Regions from separate parts of the Homo sapiens genome. Here region 1 is linked to region 2. Evidence: chromatin loops called from intact Hi-C (ENCODE). Cell type or tissue: dorsolateral prefrontal cortex. All regions are shown on one strand. Links, peaks and the distances in the headings refer to the core of each region. The heading gives the core; the rest is flanking DNA. Region 1 overlaps LOC105371460 (a long non-coding RNA gene). Region 2 holds the start of PYDC5 (pyrin domain containing 5).

The links. A loop is a pair of places that touch in the nucleus more often than their neighbours do. Peaks named below come from ENCODE experiments on the same cell type or tissue, not always from the same donor. Only the 100,000 strongest peaks of a DNase experiment are listed, where the experiment ranks them.
Region 1: a loop joins it to region 2, with 15 times the contacts of the local background. A loop is called at or near these places in 5 of 110 quality-filtered maps.

What each region holds. Positions count from the first base shown.
Region 1 is chr1:158,145,695-158,155,467 of GRCh38, forward strand. All of the region lies in intron 1 of LOC105371460 (a long non-coding RNA gene), which reads left to right. Among named protein-coding and RNA genes, the nearest start is that of LINC01704, 9.9 kb to the left of the region's middle. In dorsolateral prefrontal cortex, for the core only: CTCF peaks have their summits at 4,141 and 4,347; DNase peaks (open chromatin) are centred at 3,745 and 4,137; H3K4me3 peaks cover 1,402 bases; H3K27ac peaks cover 2,176 bases.
Region 2 is chr1:158,994,547-159,004,319 of GRCh38, forward strand. It overlaps PYDC5 (pyrin domain containing 5), which reads right to left and starts at 8,205. Exons shown (of 1, transcript NM_001320010.2): 1 at 5,425-8,205. The coding sequence starts at 5,766. The coding sequence ends at 5,425. It also overlaps a transcript of IFI16 not described here. RefSeq lists an enhancer at 1,833-1,942. In dorsolateral prefrontal cortex, for the core only: CTCF peaks have their summits at 4,338 (motif pointing left) and 4,537; DNase peaks (open chromatin) are centred at 4,555, 4,955, 5,355 and 6,275; H3K4me3 peaks cover 2,908 bases; H3K27ac peaks cover 5,166 bases.

The sequences.
Region 1 (9,773 bases), core at 744-8,743, 850 kb before region 2:
AGTGCCTACAATACACTTAGTGATGGAATCATGATCACTGGCACCTGAAATGGCCCAAAGGGCCCCACCCACAAGCAGATAAGCACCACAAGCAAATAGGTACCATGAGCTACCATATTCATTTCCAAACTTCCTGATGTCATCAGTTTAACTTTTTTTCCCCTAAGGGGACCTGGAAATATTGTAATGTGGGCCCCAGGGCACAAGAACCCCAGAAAAGTCTGAATCCTTCTCCTTCCCCCTTTTATCCTGACAGGAGTATGGAGCCATTGGTACTCAGTGGGGACCCAGAGACCTTGGCTCCATTTCTAACTGCACCATTCAGCCTGAGACATTTGGGTCTGCAGTGTCCTTTATCAAACACACCGCCCAGGCTGCGTAAGACTTCCCTGGCCTTCCTCCATATCCATCCTTTAGATAGGCGGTCTCCCCATCTGTGAAGACCCACCCTGTGTGTGTTGGTTCCCTCTCAGATGTTCCAGGGACTGTCTGAGGACCTCTTTCCCATTCTCTCTCAAGTGCCTCAGGGTCCATCAGAATACCCACTTCCCAAGCTCTCTGGCCTGGGAATGAGCGATTACGTAAGTGCCCAACACCCAGGGAATTGTACACTGCTCTATCCTGTTTCTACATTCCATACCCTCTCCTCGGTCTATGCAGCCAGCTCACTCCCATCTGCAGGGGAGGTGGGGAGACTATGTTTCGCTTATCATCCTTCCCTCCCCATGACTCATCCAGCTGCATGTCCCGTCAGTTCCTGAATGCCCAGGCTGACATCTCTGCCTTGGGTCAGATACAGGGGGATATCACCGTCCCACTTCACCAGAAAGCCATGGTTCTGTCAGATCAGACCCTGCTCATAGCATCAATTTTGTGAGGCAGGTTCACTAATAACCAATCCCAAGAGAAGACTCCCACTACAAGCAGGACAGCAGAGATCGACACTATGCCAATCGACAGAAATAGGAGCCCACACACTTCTGCCCACTACATCCTGGCCTGAAGGTCTACCAATGTCTGCTGGAGATACACTCACATGCAACAAATTTTGTGAGGTGGGATTATTACTTACAGGCAAGCAGCAAGGGAAAAAAGAAGCCTAGGATCCATTGTGAGGCAGCCCTCAAGGCTCAAGGAAGCTTCCTGGGCAGGATTGAGTGTTGCCCGTACATGCCCCATGTGCACCACAAGTGAGGGGCCCCAAAAGGCAGCCCACTATGAGTTATATACCTCAGGGGTCATGTGACTCACTGGACAAAGCTGGGAAGGGCATCCTGCTTCCAGGGGAGAGAGGTACAAAGCCTGGGCTGTCCCTGGCACCTCCTCTCTAACTCCAGATGTTACATTCCCTAGGAGGGACAGGAACAAGGAGGCCCAGTCTATTTCAAGCGGTTCCTTCCTTTCTCAGGATATTGTATTCCCAGCACATTTTACAGTTTTTCTTGAGAATAACAAGCAAGAAAGAGAGGAGAACTGGGTTTGTCCAAGGCCACTTGGAATATATTGTCCTGCGCTAACATCCTAGAGGTGCCATTAAAAGTGGAAAGTTAGTTCTGCTACCCCGAACCATACTACAGCTCCCCATCCTTAACATCTCCTAGATTTAAAACCATCCCCTAGAAGATAATATGGAGGTAAAAAGAGAAAGGGCACTGATGGAGTCGTGTGTACCCAGCCACGGAAATGAGTGATGTGACTTTTGTTCTCACCTCCTCCAAGTGAGGGGTCTCCAAGAGAATCACTCATAGAAATTGGTGGGCTGGCAAGAAGAGACTGTTATCTCAATCTCTGGTTGGATATCTGCTGATGAGCTTGTTGATCTGTACTCTGTGATCACTAGAGCAGGGAGAGAAGGATGACAGGGAAAGAGCTATCACTCTTACCACTTGGTTTAGCAAGGATGTGTGAGTCAAATGAACAGTGTGGAAATCGGTGTGAGTTTACTGTGAGTTAAATGAACAGTGTGAAACTCAACAGGGTGTGGGCCATCTTGCCGGTTCTCCTTCCAAGAGAATTGGCTGCCAAGCCAGGGAACCTAGTTATACCACCAAGAGCAGGGCTGAGGGGTTGTGGGAAGTAGTTATGAGGCAGGAGAATAGGGTCTGAAGGCAAGGAACCTAAGGCGGTTTCATGCCGACTTCCTTAGAACTAAATTGAAAGGAAAGCCTTAACTTTCCACGCCTAAGTAACAAAAGGACCAGAAGCTGCTCCCTTTAAAAACTCCTACCTTTTCTGCAGGGCAGATGGGAAACTGAAAGTACCTCTGATTGGTTGCTTTTTGCAATCAATCAGATGTTTGCATAGGAGTGTAACTTTGTAACTTCACTTCAGCCTCTGATTGGTTGTTTTCCACAACCAATCAGACTGATTGTGGGCCACCACTTCATTTACATGGGGTGAACACCAAGTGGCCGATGGGAAACCTCTAGGGGGTATTTGGACCCAAGAAAATGCTGCATCAGAGCCCTTGAGCCTCTGCTCAGCCTGCTCCCACACTGTGGAGTGTACTTCCACTTTCAATAAATCTCTGCTTTTGTTCCTTCTTTCCTTGCTTTGCTGTGCGTTTTGTCCAATCCTTTGTTGAAAACGCCAAAAATCTGGACAACTTGCAGTCAAGACCCTCTACCAGTAACAGTTTTAAGCTGCAGCAGATCTCCCATCAAGGAATTGTGTACTGGGGAGAGCTCCCAGGGAACTAACCCATGTGCCTATTAAGAACTAGCATTTGGGTACCTTCCAAATGGAAGGTATTCGTGACCAATCAGCCTTCAACTGAGAGGTGGAGAGAACCAACAGACAATTGCAATTAAATGCCCAGTTAGGCAAAATGACTTTTGGCCCTCACTTCCCAGCCCTCCCTGATTTTTCCTCAGGGTCCCAACACAATAAGTATTTTTGGGAAAGGCAGACTTCTATTAAAGGACAGAATACACCACTTCCCCAAACCAAGCTCCACTGCTCAAGTCTGGCTGGTGCTGAGGGGAAGGAAGGAAGTTTTGCAAATCTCACTGCAAAACTTGAAATGAGATGTAAGATTTTAAGTGGACTGCATTAGACTGGACTTCTAATAATTAAGTAAACAGAAAACTACAGAATCCGTCAGGGCTGGAAGAACTGAGAGTATGGTTGAAGGCACTGGTTAAAACCTCATTGAGAATATGTTCAGCAGAGTTCAGAATGTTCATTAAGTTGTTTCTACATGCAAAAAGTCTTTGAAGTAAGAGGCAGCCTGGTTTGTTAAACTGATAGTTTCTGAAGATGACTGGAACACAGAGGGAGAGAAGGAAGTCTGGAAGACTAGGAAGAAGTCAGGCAATGACAGCCTTGTTAAGGTGTTCGGACTTTATTCTGTGGGCCAAGAGAAGCCATGAAATATTTTAATGATCAAATTTGCATCTTAGAATGATCCCACAGCCGGTAGGGTAGGGACTAGAAACAGGGAAATCATTTAAGCAAGAGAAAATGGTATGGCAGTGGAGATAGAGAAATGGCAGTGTGGATGGAGAAAAGTGGGAAGATATGTAGGTGGAGAACTGTCAGGAATTGCTTACTGATGAGACGTGGGCTCGAGGGAAAGGCGAAGGAAGCTTCTCTTTCCCTACCTCTCCTTCCAACTGGCCCTAGAATTGCTGTCCGGTTTCCAGTCCCTGCTCACACTTCATTCAATGGTGGAGGAATGCCCAGCTGCTGTCCCATGGGGGTCTGGAGGTCTATGGGCACCAACAGTACCATTTCCACAGTCTTTCCAGCAGCGATAGGAGGCAGGCTGTGCCTCGAGTGTCATCTGGTTTGGAGGCCGAGGTCCCCACGTTTAAGTGACTTGCTTAAGACCCCACAGCTGGTTTGTTACAGAGTCCAAATTTCACTCTCAGCTTTAGGGCTCTTTTAATAACACTTCATTGCTGCATCCCGAAGTTAAGCAAAAGAAACAAAATAAAGATAAAAAGGAAAGCACTGTTCCAAATGCATAGCCTGGAGCATAGCAAAATATGTAATTAAAGACCCGCGCCTGATGTCGGGGAGCCTCGATGTGCGCATGCGTCCCAGGCTGAGGCCGCCGGAAGAGGTCAGGCGGTTCGCCGGCGTTCCAAGTTGGAGGCCAGCCCAGGACAAGGAGGGGAAGTGCGCATGTGCTCCAAATCATTTCCCGGCCGAGGAAATTGGCTAAGACCGTTAGCTGGTGGGAATCGGAAGAGAATGGGTCACTCGGGCTGTGCGCGGGGCACTATGGGTGTTGTAGTTTTTGCAGGGTGGTAGCAGTTTGTTCTTTTAAGAGGAAATCTTCGCGACTAGTTGAGTCACGAAGATTTTTGAGAAAATCATTTGAGAAAAAGTTGCTTGCACGGGGGAATCGAGTGTGGACTAGCTACGTGGGTGTGGCTTAATTCTGCTGTTTCTCTTTTGGATGAGACATTGAATGAAGTGTGAGCAGGGACTGGAAACCCGACAGCATTTCTAGGGTCACTTTCTGCCTTGCCTTCGTTAACGCTCAGTTCCTCCCACATCTTTGGCTTCCCTCTATAATACCTACAGATTCCCTTTATTATTTCATACTAGCTCCGACTAGTCTTAAATACTCTGTTTCTGTCCTCTTTCTCACACGCAGTTCCTGGAATCTTCATCCTTCTCTCCCTCGTGAGTACCTTTTCTTGTTTTTGTCCTAGACAGGGCTCCTCTAACACTCTGCCCTTGCCCCAGGAGTCACGCCAAGGACCCTAAGAAAAGGATCCCACAGTAAATGTTTTTAGGCACGAGCAGATCGGAACCATCCTACTTCATTTCACTTATTTCTGCTTCTCTTCCGATCCTTGTCTCTTCTGGTTCCACCTCTATGTTCTACCTCTCTGTAGCCTCTTTGCTTCTTTGAAGTCTGGTGGCCTTAGATAGGAACTCTCAGACCTGCCATTTTGTCTCTGGCCTCCACAGCCTGTCATTTAACAGAGGACCTAACCCTGGGTTGACTTCTAGGTCAGAGAGTGGGAAGTGAAACAAATTGGAAAAAGAGAGGAAACTGATGTATTAGGTTTGAAGAAGTCGTCAGGGAGATATATGGTGAAAGAGGGGGAAGAGAGAGTAAAACTTCTTGTGCCCTCAAAAACTCTTTAGTGCTGGCTGTGTGCAGAGGTCTGTGAGCTCTGTGGTGGGGATGCATTAGTTAGAATCTTAGATGCTGAGAGTTCAGTTGTAGAGAACACAGATATACAGGTGAGCAACATTGCAGAATGACATCGATTTATCTTTTACCTTTCTGTGTGTGCTTCTGCTCCTTCCCATACCTACCCCAGCTAATTCCAAAGTATTTTGCTTCTTCACATCTTTCTCTGTTATACACTCCACTTCCCATTCTTAAGGCCCCCTTCCCTTTGTTCTGACCCAAGCTATTTCTTTTGTATATCATGTTAAAGTCATATTTTAGTCTAGCTCTCAAAAACACCATGGTTGTATTTTCAAAGAACTTCCAGAATCTGCTTATTATCTCTTTCAAAGCATGAAATATGCAATAAAACCAATACTATTTTTCATTTAAAAAATATGTAGAGTAATAGTTGAAAGTGGAGAGTGATAATGGATGAATGAAAGTTGACCAGAACCCAGGAGTTTGAGACCAGCCTGAGCAAAATGGTGAAACCCCATCTATACAAAAAATACAAAAACTAGCCAGACATGGTGGTGACTGGACCTGTGGTCCCAGCTACTCGGGAGGCTGAGGTGGGAGGATCGCTTGAGTCTGGGAGGTCAAGACTGCAGAGAGAGCCATAATCATGCTACTGCACTCCAGCCTTGGCGACAGAGTGAGATACTGTCTCCAAAAAAAAAAAAAAAAAGAGAAAGAAGGAAGGAAGGAAGTTGGAAATTTGGCTATACCTCATTTTGGTTTTCTTCCTTTGTTTTGAATTCTCAAAAATGTTGGATTCCCATAATACTAATATACATTTGAGACATGTATTTTTTTTTCTTTTTTTACTCAGGTTTGGTTAGCAGGACATTTCCAGGGTATCACAGTATACTGAAATATTACAAGAAAGGTCCATAAATGCTGTACATCCTCCAATCTGTAAATTGTTCAGCAACAGGAAGACAGTGAAAGATAGACGGCAACTCACCAAGAAGAATATGTCAGTGATTTCCCCTAAGATGTGATTGTTCCACAGAAGCATTCTTCAGGGGAGTGGGTCTGTGCAGGCAGTAAGTGGGAAGATCTTCACTTAGTGTGCCGTCCTTCCTCAGCTTCAAGAGAATCCACTTGAAGGAGAAGTCCCATATATTATGTCCAATGCTGTGAAGCATCTTTTGGTGCCTTCATTTCATCCAACACCAAAATCCTCAATGGTGAAGAAATCTATAAATGTAGTATTGACCTTGAGAAAAAGTTGAGCACAACTGCGCCCTCATGCAGCACTGGAGAAACCTATACATGTAAAGAAGGACAGTTTTCATTTGACTCTCAGAGCTGATTGTATATTGGCAAACATATTTTTCTGCCATTGCTTAGGGATAAGAAATCTAACAGAAACATCAAATAAAATACTGAAGAGAGAAAAAAAACACTTTTTTTTTTAAGGCCTTCTAGAAGGGGCAATTGAGCATACTCCACATATGTTGGCTAGTTTACCAGGAAAAAATAAAAGGAGCCAATTTGAGCAGTGGACTCTAGGTGACAGTTCTGTTTGGGCTGATGAAATCGATCAGCCATGAATACTCTGTCAATGTCTCCCACTACGATTCTCTTGCCATTTTTTTTTTTACCCAACCTCCACTATTTGGCCTAAACATCACCTCTGTCAGTCTCAGAGTTACACTCTCCCTCCTGTATTCTCAAATTTTCACATAGTTGTATGTGTGATTATAACATCATGGTTTCAGCTGGTTTCATCCTCTGGTCCGTTTACCCACCTCTTTTGATCATCGCCTTTTGTCTGGGCCATAAGTGAAAGTAAAAAGGACATTAGGTGAGTAGGAAAGGAGATTTGTTCACAATGCCTTTCACCTTGGCATTTGCCTTGGCTTCTGACCTTCTTTACTCTGGGATGCTTTTCGTGACCTCTCACACCCCATGATGGGTTAAGGGGTCTTTCCTCAAGTTGGTTTGCCCCGACTTTAGTACTTAATTATGCTGTATTATGTCAGGCTTAGGTGTATATCCACCTTACTAGTTGTAATCTCCATGCAGACATGGAATATGTCCTATTCAGCATTGTGTTCCTAGTACCTGGCATACAGTCAGTATGAGTAGATGAGTGAATGTAAAGCTCTTGTTTTTGCTAAACCCCTTTAAACCTTCTTGCTTCCCTCTTCCCCGTCATTTTTTCACAGCTCTGTGCTTCCCGTCCCCCATTAGTCCCCATCATTTTTCCACAGATCTGAGTTTTTCCCCCACCATTTATGTTCATACATTTTGCTTAGTTAAACCCAGCTTGCTCGTCACTGGCTACATGGAAAGGTGCTGGATATGGATGATTGCTTTTAGTATCAAAATCTGTCGGAAGTGTCTATATATTTTTCTTCCAGCCTTAGGCTTATTTTATGAAATTAAAATAAATATGAAGACTCTGTAGGTCTTGAGTTAGTATCACTTGAAAATGGAATTTCTCTGAATATTCTCTGAATAGAATAGTTTCTTGCTTGTTGCTGATATTGAATTGTAGGCCATTTTTGTAAGGATGATCAACTCTGAGTCATCCTTACATCCTGTGAAGAGAATAGACTTGTGAAGAGGCTCATCTTTCTTTAGTTTGGGAGTAGTGTTTTCATTTGATTATATTTAATGTTGGGAATTCATACTACTTCCTAGCATATCACGACACCACAATGTGAAGTCCCCATTTAGGAGGCACTAGAAATCTTCCTCATTTCACTGCCTGTTCAATTTCTGCCACCCTTTAAGCTATATTAATTATGACATGTCTTCCCGGATAGATGTAGGTGCCCTGGAGCAAGGCACACCAAAAAACCACTCCTTGTTCCTCTGCCTAATTCATTGTAAAAGCATATTCTTTATGATGGCCTCAATATTGCCAGTATTTTCTCTTTTCATATTAATGTCTGAAAAATGGCTCTGGGATTCAGAAGCTGGAATTTAGATTCTTTGTCACTAAATAGTTTCCCTCTGTTCATTTCATTTTCACTTGAATTCCCTCATATTGGGAATTCCCTGGGGTTACACACCAACCTTCCTTTGACTCTCCCCAGGTGGCTCATACAACTCTATTTGAGGAAAAGATTGTTGGGAAAAGAAACTGTACAGCAGAAGGGGAAGCAAGAAAGGGAAGAACAATTTTACTCAAAATGGTACTTCTGAGTTTAGTTTTCTTTTCAGAGATGCTATGAAGTCAAGCGTACATTTTTCCTTTTGCCAGTTATTCATTTGTTTTATCCTCTTTCTTTTGGGTCTAAGGATTCTTTCTAGGCCCAGTGAAAACTTTTCCTAGATGATGTGTCCATTTGAAACATAGCATGTGCAGAGAATCCTGATAAGGTGCAAGAACGCGATCAGGATTGTTGTGAACAAGCTTTGGCAGGGGGAGGGGTGTGTGTGTTGGAAGCAGTGTGCAGGGGGAGATGTAGAAGGTCAGCTTCGGTTCCCTTTTTTTTTCCGATCAAAATGAATATGAGGAGGATGTTTAGTCCATTAGGAGAGTCTAGAGAGGAAAGGAATAAGGGAGGGTGAGGGAGAGGTAGAAGGGACTACAAGGAGGTCCATTTTACCTGGACTGTGTATTTACTGTACCTGGGGAGCATTACTGAAATGTACAAAGTTGCCTGTTAGGAAAGGGGTCCTGGCTGGTCTCCCTCCCACTGGAGGCACTTTGACCACAATTTTATAGATTGTGAAACAAATAACTTGTTCAAAATCTCACTGCTGTTAGTGACGGAGGAGATGAAAGAACCAAGGTTTGAGCGTTGTTTGACTAAAAAGCTCTTACTCTTTTCCTTATGTTCTGTTGGCTAAGGTATGGTGGGGTTAGGGTGGGGTGGAGTCACTGGCATTTCTGGTACATTCCTGGAGTTCCTCATTAGTAGGGAGGGGTTGTTGGGATGCAGATGTGAACATGGACATGCTAAATGAGGACAAATTATACTGCTGTCTCCTGTCCTTTTTCTTCTTGTGTTGTGACCCTTGATCACTCAGTCAGACATACCAGTGGTTACATACTCACACTACAGCACCTTGACAGCATGGACAAACATCGAGGCAAGGGAGGCATATTTGGGCAGAGTGGGAAATGATCTTGGTCCTTGGGAGTCTTTGGGGATTCTGCTGCTTTTCCTCAAGTACCCCATTTTTTTCTGATCATTTGTGTGTTTGGGGTGAGGTGGCTGGTGCCTAAATAGGCTGGTGCCTAAATAAGATGGGATATAGTGTTCTGGAACCTATGACTTCATCTGCTGCTTGATGTAGGCAGATCTACTCAGGAAATTCCCCCTTCACCTTCATTGAATCTATATTTTCATCCTCAAAATCCTGGACTACCTCCTTCTCTTTCCACTAAGAGTCTTTGCAGACAGTCTACTGGGATGGTTAAAGAGAATCAGCCAGCAGCTTGACTTGTTTCATTTGGTTCTTGGGTGAGCAAACCCCACAGGAAACCCACTCTTTCTCTTGACTTCATAGCGACGTGGAACAGACTTGCTTGCTCTGCTTTATCAGGCTTGGGTGATTGATTATAAATTGAGGTCTCTTACCCTTGGATTATGACAGCAATATATGTATATTATAGACATTTCAGAAAAATCATAAAATTATGAAACAAAAGTCACCTGTTTTTATCTTT
Region 2 (9,773 bases), core at 640-8,639:
GCCATTCTGACTGGTGTGAGATATATCTCATTGTGGTTTTGATTTGCATTTTTCTCATGATCAGTCCTATTGAGCTTTTACTCATGTGCTTTTTGGCCACACATATGTCTTCTTTGAAAAACATCTGTTCACATTCTTTGCCCGCTTTTCAACAAGGTTGTTTGTTTTTTTCTTGTAAATTTGTTTAAGTTCCTTATAGATGCTGGATATTAGACATTTGTCAGATGCATAGTTTGCAAAATTTTCTTTTATTCTATAGATTGTCTGTTTACTCTGTTGATAGTTTCTTTTGCTGTACAGAAGCTCTTACGTTTAATTAGATTCCATTTTTCAATTTTTGCTTTTGTTATGATTGCTTTTGGCATCTTTGTTATGAAATCTTTGACCGTTCCTATGTCCAGATGGTATTGCCTAAGTTGTCGTCAGGATTTTTATAGTTTTGGGTTTTACATTTAAGTCTTTAATCCAGCTTGAGTTGATTTTTGTATATGGTATAAGGAAGAGGTCTAGTTTCAATCTTGTTCGTATGGGTAGCCAGTTCTCCTAGCACCATTTATTGAAAAGGGAGTCCTTTCCCCATTGCTTGCTTCTGTCAGCTTTGCCAAAGATCAGATGGTTGTAGGTGTACGGCCTTATTTCTGAGCTATCTATTCTGTTCCACTGGTCTGTGTATCTGTTTTTGTACCAATGCCATGCTGCTTTGGTTACTGTAGCCCTGTAGTATGTTTGCAGTCAGGTAACATGATGCCTCCAGCTTTATTCCTTTTGCTTAGGATTGTCTTGGCTATTCGGGCTCTTTTTTGATTCCATATTAATTTTAGAGTAGATTTTTCTAGTTCTGTGAAGAATGTCAATGGTAATTTGATAGGAATAGCATTGAATCTGTAAATTGCTTTGGGCAGTATGGACATTTTAGTGAAATTAATTCTTCTTATCCATGAGCGTGAAATGTTTTTCAATTTGTTTGTGTCATCTCAGATTTCTTTGAGAAGTGTTCTATAACCCTCAATGTAGAAATCTTTCACCTTCCTGGTTAGCTGTATTCCTGGGTATTTTATTCTTTTATTGGCAGTTGTGAATGGGATTGAATTCCTGTTTTGGCGCTCCGGTTGGCAGTTGTTAGTGTATAGGAATACTACTTATTTTTGTACATTGATTTTGTATCCTAAAACTTTGCTGAAGTTGTTTATCAGCTGATAGAGCTTTGGGGCTGAGACTATGGTTTTTTAGATATAGAATCATGTTATCTGCAAAAAAGGATAGTTTGACTTACTCTTGCCCTTTATTGTTTTTTCTCTTGCCTAATTCCTCTGGCCTGGACTGGAAGTACTAGAACATTATTTATTCTTTAAGTGTTGGAGTGCACGACTTAATCTTTGCCTGGCATGGCCCTAGGTCCTGTGTATAATTTGGTATTTTTTGGCCATGAAGAGTCTGTTCTGTCAGTTTTATGATCTCTGTTTTAACAATCCTGATCAGTTGTTGTGTCTAAACCATAAAAGGGAGGTAGGGTATAGTGAAGTGTGTCTGACCTCCCACCCATCATGGCCAGAAACTCAGTTTTAAGGTTTTCCTGGGGTCCCCTTGGCCAAGAAGGGATCTGTTCAGTCAGTGAAGGGCTTAACATTTTACTTTTCATTGATAAGCCACACGTCTTTCTCCATGCTTTTTGTATGTGTGGAACAGTCCTCAGTTACCTGGACCCAGGTGTTTCTAACTTAGGGGTTCATCAATCATGCCCTGTCAGGTTCTGTAGATTCAACTAGAACTGGCCAGAGCTGCTGACACCAGTGTGCATAGCCTTCCTTACAAAGGGCCATTTGTCTAGCCACCAAAGCCACCTTTTGCACTCAATGTGCACTGATTCTGCATGGATGTCCTTTCTACCAGGTACCGTCTTACCCAAACCACACTTTCAATTTCCCCAGCCTGCCCTGAGGGCACAGACCTGGGCTTTCTTCCTCTATAAAGAAAACACTTTTATCTTCCCAGTCAAACTGAAACACAGTTGTCTACACCCATGTCACATGTTCAAAAAAAGAGTACCTATCTTTTTGTTTGTTTGTTTGTTTGAGACAGAGTCTCGCTCTGTCGCCCAGGCTGGAGTGCAGTGGTGCGATCTCAGCTCACTGCAAGCTCCACCTCCTGGGTTCACGCCATTCTGCTGCCTCAGCCTCCCGAGTAGCTGGGACTACAGGCACCGGCCACCATGGCCGGCTAATTTTTTTTTTTTTTTTTTTTTTTTTGTATTTTTAGTAGAGACGGGGTTTCACTGTGTTAGCCAGGATGGTCTCGATCTCCTGACCTCGTGATCACCCGCCTTGGCCTCCCAAAGTTCTGGGATTACAGGCCTCAGCCACCGCACCCAGCCAGGAGTACCTATCTTAATTGAAAACCTTTGAGCAGTGGGCAGCCTTCTCACATTTTGGTGATGGCACTTGGGCTGGAACTGATTAAATTTCTGGTCTGGTGTTGACCATATGGAAAGGGTCACATGAACCTGGCAATGAAAGAATCCCATGGTCTGTTCTACATTCTTCCCTAATGGAAGTTAGCAACGCAGTCCAGTGATTTTTAGTATAAATTTAAGTGCATCTGTATGTTTGTCAGCATGTGCCTTCACATTTTCTTTATCCATTCATCCACTAGTGGACACTTAGGCTGAATCCACATCAATCAATGTGAATTGTGAATAGTGCCATTCATAACCGTGAATCGTGCTGCAATAAATACGAGAGTGTAGAGAGCTCTTCAACATACTCATTTCATTCTTCTTACTATAAGAAGTGGGACTGCTACATCATATGGTATTTCTCTTTTTAATTTTTTGAGGCGCCTCCATACTATTTCCCATAATGGCTTTATGAGTTTACATTCTCACCAACAGTGTAAGGAGCTCCTTTTTCTCCACATCCTTGCTGACATTTGTTATCTCTTGTCTTTTTGATAATAGCCGTTCAAACTGGGATGAGGTGAAATCTCATTATGGCCTTGCTTTGCATTACTCAATGTTTGGTGATGTGGAGAATTTTTCATATACCTGGTGGCCATTTGTATGACTTCGTTTCAGAAATGTCTATTCAGGCTTTTATCTACTTTGTAATCAGGTTATTTTATTTTGTTTTTGTTTATTTTATACCAAGTATTGAGTTCTTTGAATTCCTTATATGTTTTGAATAATCACATGAAGAAGAATAAAATTAGACTCTTATGTTTCACAACATGTGAAAGTCACTCAAAATGAATTAAAGACTTAAAGGTAAGATCCAGAACTATGAAACTACTAGAAGAAAACACAGAGAAAATGCCTTAGGACATTGGTATGTGTAAGAATTGTTTGAATAAGACCTCGAAAGCACAGGCAGCAAAAGCACAAATGGATAAATGAGATTACATCAAACTTAAAAACTTCTGCACAGTATACAATCAACAGAATGAAGGGACAGCTTACAGAATGGGATAAAATATTTGTAAACTATATATCTAACAATATGTCACTACATTTCAAACAATAGAAAGTCATGGACTCTGTCAGGGTTAGTGTAAAGGAATGTCTACTCTAAGAAGTAGTAAAACTAACTTTCAAAGGTAGCTTAGTTTCATGAAACTGGTTTCAGAGAGGTATGAAGATAAAGTTTCCCTTCTGTGTTGAGAGTATACGAGAAAAAACAGAGTGAAGGGAGGCCAAGGGAATCAGCCTATCATTCTACCACATCACATCAGTCATATTTCATCTCCCACACAGTGGTACCGATATTTGTGGACGAGTATGTCTGCCCACTGTAAATCTCTTTTTCATTAATAATCAGATGCAGAATTCTCACTTATTATTTCATTTATCATTTTCAACTTTCTATTTTAATCTTGCAGGACTTTTACAGAATTTGATCACAAGCTCTCTCAGCTTCCTTTTTCCAGGCTTAAGTGTCCTCATACTTTGTCATCTCTCTTTCCATCTACTGATCTTTCCCATAAAATGATTATTAACCGTCTTCATTAAAGATTTCTCCAGATCTCCTCTATCTTCCATGAGGTGAGATCGTGGGTAGAATACTGTATAGTGCTCCACATGCAGGCATAGCACTGGTTATGCAGAAAGAACTTTCAAGAAGGAATGAAAATTGAAACCTACAGAAAACACAACAAAAAACTGGTTTCCTCCAGGGACAGTTAAGGGTAGCATGGGGCACAAATAAATAAATTTGCTACTTTCAAAGTAGGCCTAGGCGTGATCTAGAATAGAAATTTAGAGCTGTAAAGGAACTTAATTGATTTCTGCAGGTCGGTTAGTTGCTTCCGCACATTATGTGAAGTTACTGCCACCTTGTGGCAATACCTAAGCACTACACTTTCTGACTTTGAATAACCTAGAAAAATATAATGCATAAGACAACAAGCCCTTTCGCTAAAGCGCCTTAAATATTGCCTAACAGTTTATATCTGTATAGATCTGTGGCTTATATTATCACTTACATGGTTTCATCTCGACTTCATAGAAATCATGTAAACATAGAAACCATGTTATCCATGTTGCGTGCCTGCGTGCGTGCGCGCGCACACACACACGGAGTAAAAGATGTCGTATAAGTTTTGCTGTTAGAGTTGAACTTAAAAATCTCTAAATTGTTACATTTGGAGGCTCTCATTTTGGGGGATCCTAGTGTGAGATGCTCCTTTGTTGGTCAATTTTAATTATACAGACATAAATAAAGGATATATTAATTATAGAGAAAAAGATCAGAAATGTAAACAAAATGCAGATAAGATGGAGACATTCAATGATTTGTCCAATAATATAAAAACAGTTTTTGTGTGCGGGTAGTTTGTTGTCATTAGTGGAAGGAAATAGAGAGAAGGATAAATAATATTTGAATTTGAAAGAGCGGATGTATGAATACAAGACTCCCTTGAAGAAGAAAGGATCGTCTGGGACCACAGCAGGCCGGGGACAGGGAGAAGAATGAGCAGGCTGTGTGGAAGAACAAAACGACCTAGTATCCCAGTTTATTTTTTTTCCAGTGCTATGATTTCTTTCCTTTATCTTAAAATCTTTGGTAAACATGTAAATGAGGTTTTGAGAAGTTAAGATTGAAATTCCATGTTCATGTTCGCTGCAATTGAACTGGAGAAGTGAAAATATGACAAATGGAAGTGGCAGCCCTAAGGGCTGGAACAAGAGATGCAAACAAAGGCTGGGATGGATTTGTGGAATTTGTAACAAACACTTCCTAGGAGTGATTTCTCAGTAAAAGGGGGCAACGAGGCTGGTGTAGTAAGTTAGCAAACAAATTCCAGCAGCCTTCCCTGGGGGACTTTCATGCTGAAATGCAATCCCTAGTGTTGGAGGTGGGGCCTGATGGGAGGTGTCTGGATCACGGGGGGTGGATCCCTCATGAATAGCTTAGTGTCATCCCGTTTCCCTCATCAACATGCATTCCCAGAAATGCCATGAAAGGAAAGACCAAGTCTTGACTGAGAAACGGACCGGGCAGATGAGGGACTCCCACATATACCTGTTTCCTGCTCTTCCCGAAGACATTTTGCCACAAGCATATAATTCAGCTTCTGAAAAATACGGTCTTCCTCACTGCAGACACCATGCCAGCGTTTTAAATCAAGTTGGCTACTCGTGCTGTTTAGAGTATGCAGTTTGCCTGTGGCAATATTAAACTCATCTGGAAGAAAGCACTTAAACCTATCCAGTTCCTCATCGGTGATGTTATCCAGGCTGGTTAGCAAGAGTATCTCCTTATATTTACTCTCCATCTCACGACTTTTCAGCTTATAAGGGATCCAAACTATGTAAGATTATACCACCAAAAGTGATTCAACATTCAAAATGAAGCAAGGTGAGCTGTTACTATTTTTTAAAGGGAAAATAAAATGTTTACAGTACAGTAAAAGAGATTTTGGTGAAATATAAGAAATAACTTTTTAAGCAAGATAGTCCTTCTTCCTGGGAAAGACATCTTCAGAGGGTATACAACCACCTCCAGAATTCTTAGAAAATGGGATCCATTTTCCTGTTATTTTTAAAACAGAGTTATTCAGGCATAACTGACATACAACACAATGCACATATTTCACATGTGCAATTTAAATTTTTTGACATGTATACAGTAGATAAAGCTCAATTTTTCAATTTCTTCTTTCATGGATCATGTTTTTGGAATCATATGGTTTGGATATTTATTTTCCCCAAATCTCATGCTGAAATGTGATTCCCAGTGTTGGAGGTGGGGCTTGACGGGAAGTGCTTGGCTCATGGGGGTGGATCCCTCATGAATGGCTCAGTGCCATCCCCTGGTTGATGAGTGAGTTCTCCTCTGAGTCACAGAGATCTGATTATTTAAAGTGTGTAGCACATTGAAGACCTAATGTGACCAGTAACCCATTAGAAGAAAACAGGATAATCTCAATATGTTGAGGTAGGGGAAGGTGTCTTAAGCACAAAAGGTGCAAGTCAGGAAGGGAAAGTTTATTAAATTTGATTGCATGTAAACTCTAAATTTCTTTATAAAAAAGAAAAATTAAACATAATACTTCCAAATCCTGAAAGAAAACATAGGCAATGTATATAATTCAGAATGTGTGTAGAACTACATATTGTCCCATTTGTACAGCCCATGTGAAAAATGGACAATAGGTATGAATAACCACGTTACTCAAATGTCCAACACACATATGAACAGGTGCTCAAAATTACCAGTATTTAGTAATTTTACTTTAAAAGTAGCAACCTATATGGTAGAGGACTTGAGCCAAGAACAAGAAAGGATGTTTATGAGCTGAAGATAACCAACTGTGACTTTTAGGGGAGGCTCCCATTGATAGAGACAATGTTAATGAATTCTGAGTTATTACTTTTAATATGAACTTATTATTTTTTCCTATAGACAGGTGATAGCTAGAGAAACCCTATTTATACATGTAGAATTTATAAGCAAAAATTGAAAGTATTTATAAAGTATTTTAAGGGACATTTTCAAAATAAGGAACACATTTCAAATACTTAAAATGATTAAACTACATGAACGCCCCTGTCTTACCAGTGAAAGAAAAGAAGGAAATTTGCATTTCCTGAGCATCTATTATATGCTAAACACAGTCAACTCAGCATGTTTCCCTACTTATCTATAAGAATGCAACCCTCCTACAACCCTATTACGTGCTAACATTCACATATCAATAACAATTTATATATAAGAAAATTAAGACACCTTTTATCACATAAATATAAAATTTACATTTTACTCCATGATATCTGTTTACTTAAAACATATTTTAAAGTATTTGCTATAGGGTAAAATGTATACCCAAAGAAAATGCAGACAATTGATTTGGTGGCTTCATGTCCCAGGGGTGTACACACTGTAGTTGAGAAGTATGGTCCTGTACCATGCATAATAGCTGACACTGGGTAGCAACTTACTGTGTACAAAGTGCTTTCACATGAAGCCTGGAAGACACAAAGAAAAGAAAATGTTGAGGGAGCATATAATCATCTCTGAATGGGGATGATAATTCCTATCTCCAGGTTGTAAATACACAGTATGGTATGCCTGATACAAAACAGCTGGCATTTATTATAGTCTCTCAATTGTTACATTTTAAATTAGGTGGCATGAGTTACCTGGAACCAAACAGCTAGTAAAAGACAGTACATATTACTGAATTCAAGTCTTCTGAATCCAGGAGCTCTGCTTTTTCTTATGCCAACAGCCTGCTTATCATACAGAGAGTATGGAATGATTCTCTGTTTAAAAAAATTAAAAAAGAAAGAAAAAAAAAACTAGTGTTATTTGCTTCGAAAACACCAACCCTCAGATATATAGTAGTGTTATAATTGAAGCATTAGCAATTATTTTCTTTGTCAAATCATTTATTTCTTTTCAACCAGAATATTGGCAAAGCTTGCTCCTTCACTCTGTTCAGATTTCTGCTTGTTTTTTTCTAAGCTCATCCTTCAATGAACACATGCTGCAAAATAGCACGATACCGTTACTATTACCTCATACCATTTGTATTTCTTCATAGAATTTATCTGCTTGTAATATATAAGCATTATATTATATATGACATTATAGTATAAATGCTGTTGCTATTTGTTTATTCTTTAATGGCCAGCCTGCTGAAATAGAAGTGCCTTGTGGTCAAGCATTTGTGTGCTGTTTATTGCTGTACTCCTACCACCTAGAGTAGTAGGTCCTCAATAAACATTTGTTAAATAAACATATGTTGAATCAACTGTCTAGGCATCCCATCTAAGACTTCAGCCCTGGGAATCTCTACTTCCTAGGCTCTATTCATCCATATGGCTTGATTACTCAAGAGCCAGAGTTACCTGAGAATGCACAGAGCAAATGTCCTCACTGCACATTCTTGAAGAGGGATGTTCAAGCCAGAAATAGCATAGATAAAAAACAAAATTATAATCAAACCATATCTATCTACTTGTAGAATGATTTCAAAAGACAGCAAGGTTAAGAAGGCTTTTCAAAATCCAAGGCATTATGCCAAATATATAACATATATTTAATAAAAGTGGAAAATTTGGAAACTTCCATCTCTGGTGGGAGTAATCCAACTTCCTATGGTTCCACTGTGCAAGATACCCTAGATTCTAAGAAGGAAGTAAAACATGGTGTATTGCAGGGAAACTTCAAGTAATTGAATTTGTGTGAACTTTCAGACTAAGCTGATAGAAAATCGCATGGTTTATTTTAATGTTTCTGCTATTAGTTATTTTTTCACGATAATTTAACTGGTGAATCCAGTTATCTATTTAGACAATAGATGTATTTTTATTCTGGCTATGTCATAATATTCTGCAATTACAAAATCACATAACACTTAAATTACTGCCGTAAAGCTAAGAAGAAATAACTTGCCATATTCCAAATTCCTAAAGGAGCTCGATCTCTGTTACCTAAGCAATCCCTCCTCTGTTTTGCTCTTTTGTGATTCTTAGGCTGGAATCACGTTTTGGCTCTATCAGCCTAAGGAGCAGTTAGCCACCTGTCACTGAGTTAGGGAACAAAAAGACCAAGGCGATAGGTATTTGCACCATAAACTTCTCCTATCTTGTATGTCCATAATTCTGTATTATTATTATTATTATTATTATGTTTTGAGACGGGGTCTCGCTTTGTCGCCCAGGCTGGAGTGCAGTGGCATGAGCTCGGCTCGCTGCAAGCTCCGCCTCCTGGGTTCACACCATTCTCCTGCCTCAGCCTCCCGAGTAGCTGGGACTATAGGCGCCCGCCACCATGCCCAGCTAATTTTTTGTATTTTTAGTAGAGACGGGGTTTCACTGTGTTAGCCAGGATGGTCTCGATCTCCTGACCTTGTGATCCGCCCGCCTCAGCCTCCCAAAGTGCTGGGATTACAGGCGTGAGCCACCGCGCCCAGCCAATTCTGTATTATTTTGCATTTCTGACACTCATGACTTGATACCTTAAACATTCAAACACATAGAAGCACTTATTTGTGTGAACAGCAGTTTCTTTCCTTGAACCAAAGATTGTCAACCCTTAATCTAAAACATAAAAGGAAATAAAATTCAAACACCACTTCTCCATTACTTGTAAATTTTATTTCTCTCTTCTTAATATATTAATACCCAAATTCCAGCCAAAATATTAAGGATGGATGTGGTGGCTTATGCCTGTAATCCCAGCACTTTGGGAGGCTGAGGTAGGTAGATTGTTTGAGCTCTGGAGTTTGAGATCAGCCTGGGCAACATGGCAAGACCTTATCTCCAAAAGAAAAAA